Linked DNA regions of Homo sapiens: region 2 is linked to region 1. Evidence: chromatin loops called from intact Hi-C (ENCODE). Cell type or tissue: Calu3. All regions are shown on one strand. Links, peaks and the distances in the headings refer to the core of each region. The heading gives the core; the rest is flanking DNA.

Region 1 (2,911 bases), core at 147-2,646:
CAGAACCAGAGGGGTCTGAAGCTCTATTGACTCGAGGTGACTACTGATGACTTACAACCATGGGTTCTGTAAAACCTGATCACTATACAGTAAAGGGTCTCTACAGGTTGAGGATGAAAAGACCAATTTTAGTGAGGAACTACTTTCCAGAATGAATGGACTCCTGATTTAAGAGTCTAATCCAAACTCCTCATCATGGCCTTTGCAAGCTTTGCAGGATGCAGCCTCTGTCCTGTCCGCACTCTGGCCTCACCCCTCCCACTCACCCTTCACTCACCCAGCTCCTGTTCCTCTAGTCTGGCTGCTACTCACCACACTTGGTCTCCAGTGGTTACTCTAACTGCAATATTTTTCAAGATCTTCACATGCCCGAATCCTTCTCATCATTCAGGTATTAGATAAAATGTGACCTCTCAAAGAATATTTGTCTGAACACTCCATCAAAGTCACTCTCATGACCTCCTCACAAGGACACTTAGGAGGGTCCTGCATAACCCTCTCTCACTATCGTGTCTCCTGCTTCAGTTTCCTCAATGCACTCATTGATACCTAAAGTGATCCTTTTTGTCAACCTATGCTTTTTTTTCTCTATTTTAATAACAGGAACTCCAGAAGAGAAGGGCCTTTTTCCACTGTGTCCATTGATGAATCTTCATCACTGAGAATGGAATATGCCACATAGCAGATGCTCAATAAATATGTTGAATTATGAAACAAATTAAAAAGCACTTTTAGTCATATTCATGTTACCGTTAAGATTACCATTTGTTTGCAACTTCATTGCTTTCCCCAAGAGATACTTAGCATCAGTTAGGGATACTTTTAGCTGCAAGTAACAGAACAGTTAAGTAACAGTGGCTCAGACCAATAGGGTTTGTGTTTCTCACATAACAAACAAACAAAAACCTGGAGGTGGGTGTTTTCCATAATTGGTTTAGTGACTCAACAAAATCAGGACCTCAATTCTTACAACCCAAGTCACTTTTTCCTTTTGGTCTTAAAATGGTGGCTGCAGCTCCAGCAGTCATGTGCACAGTAAAGACAGGAAGGAGGTGGAAGAGGAGTCAGCAACAGCCGCAACTTCTCCAATTTACAAAAGACACGAAAGCTTTCTCAAAAGCTGTGTTATTTTCCCTCAGCAATTTCCATTTATGTCTCATGGGGCACCCTAGTGGCAGATGAATCTGGGAATGGGGTATTTAATGTTAGCAGCCTCTAGCCTGTAAATTCGGGTTAAGGAGAGGGTAAGGGCTTTGATGCGTGTCTACCACACCCTTTTTTTCAATTTAACGTAATTGTTAAGCTTAAGAGTCAATAAACACATGAAAAGGTGGTGAACATCATTAGTCATCAAGGAAATGTAAAATAAATCACAATTATGAAACTCTATGAGTCATCACAATGGCTGCAATTAAAAATCCTGGTGAGACAGGGAGTTGGCAGAGACGTGGAGTAACTGGGATCCTCCTGCTTTGCTGGTGCAATCAATACAGCAAGAGAACAATCACTCTGGGAAATAGTTTGCATGTTTCTTAAAAACGTAAGCATTCTCATCCAATATGATTCAGAAATCATGCCTTTAGGTATTTATCCAATAAAGATAAAAATATATGTGCTTACAAAGACTTGTGTACAAATACCCTGTTTTGTTTTTAATAAATGATAGTCTAGAAACAGCCCCCCACCAAACAAAAACAAAAACAAAAACAAAAAACAAACTATTCTTATATATACAATAATACGGATAAATCTTAAAAAACGTTTTGCTTAGTAACATAAGCCAGACACAAAAGAATACATACTGCAGTCATTGTCCTTCATAACAGGGACATGTTTTTTGTTTTATGTTTTTTTAGAAAATTTGTTGTTAGGCAGTTTTGTCAGTGTGCAAACATTATAGAGTGGACTTATATGAACCTAGAAGGTAGAGCCTACTACTCACCTAGACTGTATGGTGTCGCCTATTGCTCCCAGGCAACAAACCTACACAGGATATTGCTGTACTGAATACTATAGACAAATGTAACACAATGGTAGATATTTGTAAGGCTAAACATAGAAAATGCACAGTAAAACCACGGTATTATAATCTTATGGGACCATCTTTGTGTATGACATTATTATGTGGGCCATGACTGTATGATTCTTTATGTGAAATTCTGGAAAAGACAAATCAAGCCAATAGTGACACAACATGTCAGTGAGGCCCAAGGCTGTAGTTGCAAGAGTGTGCACAATGAAGGGGTGATGATGGAAGTGGTATATACGTGATCAGGCTCGAGCAGGTCCTGAAGGCACAAGTAAGTTACATGAGGAAGGGACTCAAATGCTCATGGTCTTCACTTCTGCCACCTGGCCTTCTCTCCCCCAGCTGGCACCGATGGCCTCGTGGGGAGTTTCCTATGCTCAGTTGACAGAGGAAGAGACGACTAGGGTCTTCTGTACAGATGGTTCCGCCTGATATGCAGGTACCACCTGAAAATGAACAGCTGCAGCACTAACAGCCCCTTTCTAGGACACCTTTGAAGGACAGTGACAAAGGAAAATCTTCCCAGTGGACAGAACTTTGAACAGTGCACCTGGTTGTGCACTTTGCTTGGAAGGAGAAGTGGCCAAATATGTGGTTATATACTGATTTATGGGCTGTAGCCAGTGATTCGGCTGGATGGTCAGGGACTTGGAAGAAGCATGATTGGACAATTGGTAACAAAGAAATTTGGAAAAGGGGTATGTGGTGGACCTCTCTGAATGGTCAAAAACTGTGAAGATATTTGTATCCCATGTAAGTGCTCACCAATGGGTGACCTCAGCAAAGGAGGATTTTAATAATCAAGTGGATAGGATGGCTTGTTCTGTGGACACCACTCAGCCTCTTTCCCCAGCCACCCCTGTCATTGCCCAATGGGCCCAT
Region 2 (2,911 bases), core at 187-2,686, 68 kb before region 1:
CACCTTGTAACGTGGTTGGGGATGTAAAGACGACCTGGCAGGGTGCTTACATGTGCAATTGTTCAATAAACATTTGCCACTCGCCCATGTGTAAGGTAGGGGGAAAGGTGAGATACAGTTTTTTTCTAATTTTCTCATTTGAGAAACACCTTCATGATTTTTTGTCCTATATTTACCACCTCATCACACTGACTTGCTTTTTGTTTGTTTCCTTAAAAAACATATTTTAGGCCCAGTGCGGTGGCTCATGCCTGTAATCCCAGCACTTTGGGAGGCCGAGGCGGGTGGATCATGAGATCAGGAGATCGAGACCATCCTGGCCAACGTGGTGACACCCTGTCTCTACTAAAAATACACAAATCAGCCAGGCGTGATGGCGTGTGCCTGTAGTCCTGCTACTTAGGAGGCTGAGGCAGGAGAATCACTTGAACCCGGGAGGCGGAGGTTACAGTGAGCCGAGATCGGCCACCGCACTCCAACCTGGGCGACACAGGGAGACCCCATCTCAAAAAAAAAAAAAAAAGAAGATAAAAAGTAAAACGTATTTTAAAAGGAAGCTTGCTATCATTACTGAACATGGAAAATCACTCCGTTTCCAAATTTACAAAGTGTAGATGTGATTAAAAATAAAACAACGTGGTTAAATTTAAAATAGAAAAAATAATGCATACGTGTTTAGAGAAGTGCATACCTGAAAACAAGTTCTTCAAGGAAAATGGAACTATTGACAATCCCTGGGAGACACCAGGAGAGGCTCCTGGTGGGTCGGGGAGTTCCTGAACGCCCTGAGTGCGGGGTCTCCAGGTCTGAGACAGAACGGCCCTGCTCAGGTCAGAGGACAGCTGTGATGAGTGAGCGAGGTGGCCATCCTGCCTTGCCCTGGACCTTGTGTAATATTTTGCTGCGTTTGGAGGATAAGGACAAGTGGTAGTCTGATGTGGATTAGGGCATGGGTTTCCTGTGGCTCCCAGAAAAAGGGACACACAGAATTGCAGTCCCTGCCCAGCTGCACCCAACATCCAGGTCATCTGTCACCAGGCCCAGGGGACAGAGCAGGTCTGTGCAGGTCTCACCACCCCTTCCTGTTGACTCTACCTCCAAGAATCCTCTGGGAAGTGTGTTCTTTACCGTCCTCCAATCCTGGTCTCTCCTGGTGCCCTGGGGAGGAGGCTGTGAGAAGATCAAGGTAACTGGACAACTCTTTGCACACCCCCAGGGGCAGAGTGCCTGCCAGCAGGACTTCCCAAAGCAGTCGCCAGGCTCCACGAAGCGGCGCTGATACTTTGGGGGCTTCCGCCTAGTGCAGGGCGGGGCCCGTGGGCAGGACCCTCCCCCCCCCAGGCTCCTCCCAGAAAGAGCGCGAGGCGGAGGGGAGGGGCTGCACGTTCCTGGTGTTTGCCTATTAGCGGGAACCATCAGCGGACAAGACACCCCCGTTTCCTGGACTCCTAGGGGCAGAGCCCTGTGAGAGGAGGAGGCACCACCTCTTCACCTATTCGCTGGACTTTGCCTAGTTCGGGCCGGGCAGGTCCGGGCATCTCGGCCCCACAGGCTTCTAGGGAGGAGGAGGGGCACACTTCTTTGTGACGTTTACCAGAAATGGGCGTGGCCAACGGAGAGACCTCTCCCACAGTAAGAAGGGGAGGGGCCCCACGCCAGTGTGGCCTTTTTCTTAAAACTGGCCAGGGGTCCTCACTAGGCTCCCCGGGGGCAGGGCGCGGTAGGGGAAGGTACCCTCTCTGTGGGGCATTTGCTCTGCTGGGAGAGGCTAGTTGTCCTCCTGAGACCTCCAATTCACGGGCTGCAGGCGGCAGCTCCTGTAGGAGGGGCTTTGTGGGGAAACCCTCTCTTTGCAACTTTTGCTCAGGGCTGGGCAGGGCTGGCTGTCAGACTCTGCCCAGGCGGGTCCCCATCACTTTGCTGGCTTTCTCTTGGTGCCCCTGGGGCCAGGGGCCAGGGTTGGACCCCACAATCTCCTGGGCTACAGGAAGTGCTGTTTAGGAAAGGGTGGAGCCTGCCCCCTTTACTGGGGGGCTTAGTGTAGAGCTTGGTGGCTGGACAAGGTCCCACCCCTCAGCCCCCTTGGGATCAGTATCTGGTGGGGTGGCGGGGGGCGGGGCACCACCTCCTTCTATTCTTTGCCTAATTCTGGGAAAGGCTGGTTGACTGGGCCCAGCCCCCCACGCCCCTTGGTGGAGGACTCAGGTGGGGAGGGGCATCGGCCCAGCTGCTCCTGTGAGGAAGCGGCGCTCCTTAACTGTTAGAGGAGTGGTTACAGTTAAAAGAGATCAATCTGCAGCGCCTCCCTCCTCCCAGTCGGCTGTCTACCTAGAACAACATTTTCTTGGAGCTTTTTGTCTTTGTGCTCCTTGGTGGTCCTAGGTTGGAGGGCCAGGGTGTTTAGGATGCAAAAGTAAACAGCATCCTTCCTCTTCCCTGGAATTCTGAGGTCCCTAGCCGCTACACCTTCTAATCTCCACATTTCAGAGCCTTCTGTGGGTTGCTTTCTGTTTTATGTCCAGGAGTTTTTGTTCTTTTTTTTTTTTTTTTTTTTTGAGACGGAGTCTCGCCCTGTCCCCCAGGCTGGAGTGCAGTGACGCGATCACTGCAAGCTCCGCCTCCCGGGTTCCCGCCATTCTCCTGCCTCAGCCTCCCCGGTAGCTGGGACCACAGGCGCCCGCCGCCACGCCCGGCTATTTTTTTGTATATTTTAGTAGAGACGGGGTTTCACCGTGTTAGCCAGGATGGTCTCTATCTCCTGACCTCGTGATCCGCCCACCTCGGCCCCCCAAAGTGCTGGGATTACAGGCGTGAGCCACCGCGACCGGCCGGAATTTTTTTCTTATTAGTGGGAGAAGAGGAGGAGAGTGAGCTTTTATTTTCTTCACCTTAACTGGAAGCCTGGTTGAGA

The links. A loop is a pair of places that touch in the nucleus more often than their neighbours do. Peaks named below come from ENCODE experiments on the same cell type or tissue, not always from the same donor. Only the 100,000 strongest peaks of a DNase experiment are listed, where the experiment ranks them.
Region 2: a loop joins it to region 1, with 7 times the contacts of the local background. A loop is called at or near these places in 3 of 110 quality-filtered maps.

Annotation. Positions count from the first base shown.
Region 1 is chr12:126,050,579-126,053,489 of GRCh38, forward strand. No RefSeq gene overlaps it. Among named protein-coding and RNA genes, the nearest start is that of LINC02359, 44 kb to the right of the region's middle. RefSeq lists an enhancer at 755-1,954. In Calu3, for the core only: a CTCF peak has its summit at 1,172; DNase peaks (open chromatin) are centred at 243, 1,163 and 1,443.
Region 2 is chr12:125,982,109-125,985,019 of GRCh38, forward strand. It overlaps LINC00939 (long intergenic non-protein coding RNA 939), which reads right to left and starts at 1,266. Exons shown (of 6, transcript NR_034132.1): 1 at 1,096-1,266. LINC02826 (long intergenic non-protein coding RNA 2826) reads left to right here and starts at 1,415. Exons shown (of 10, transcript NR_183612.1): 1 at 1,415-1,632. RefSeq lists an enhancer at 1,146-1,833. In Calu3, for the core only: no CTCF peak of the experiment used is centred there; DNase peaks (open chromatin) are centred at 1,453 and 2,213.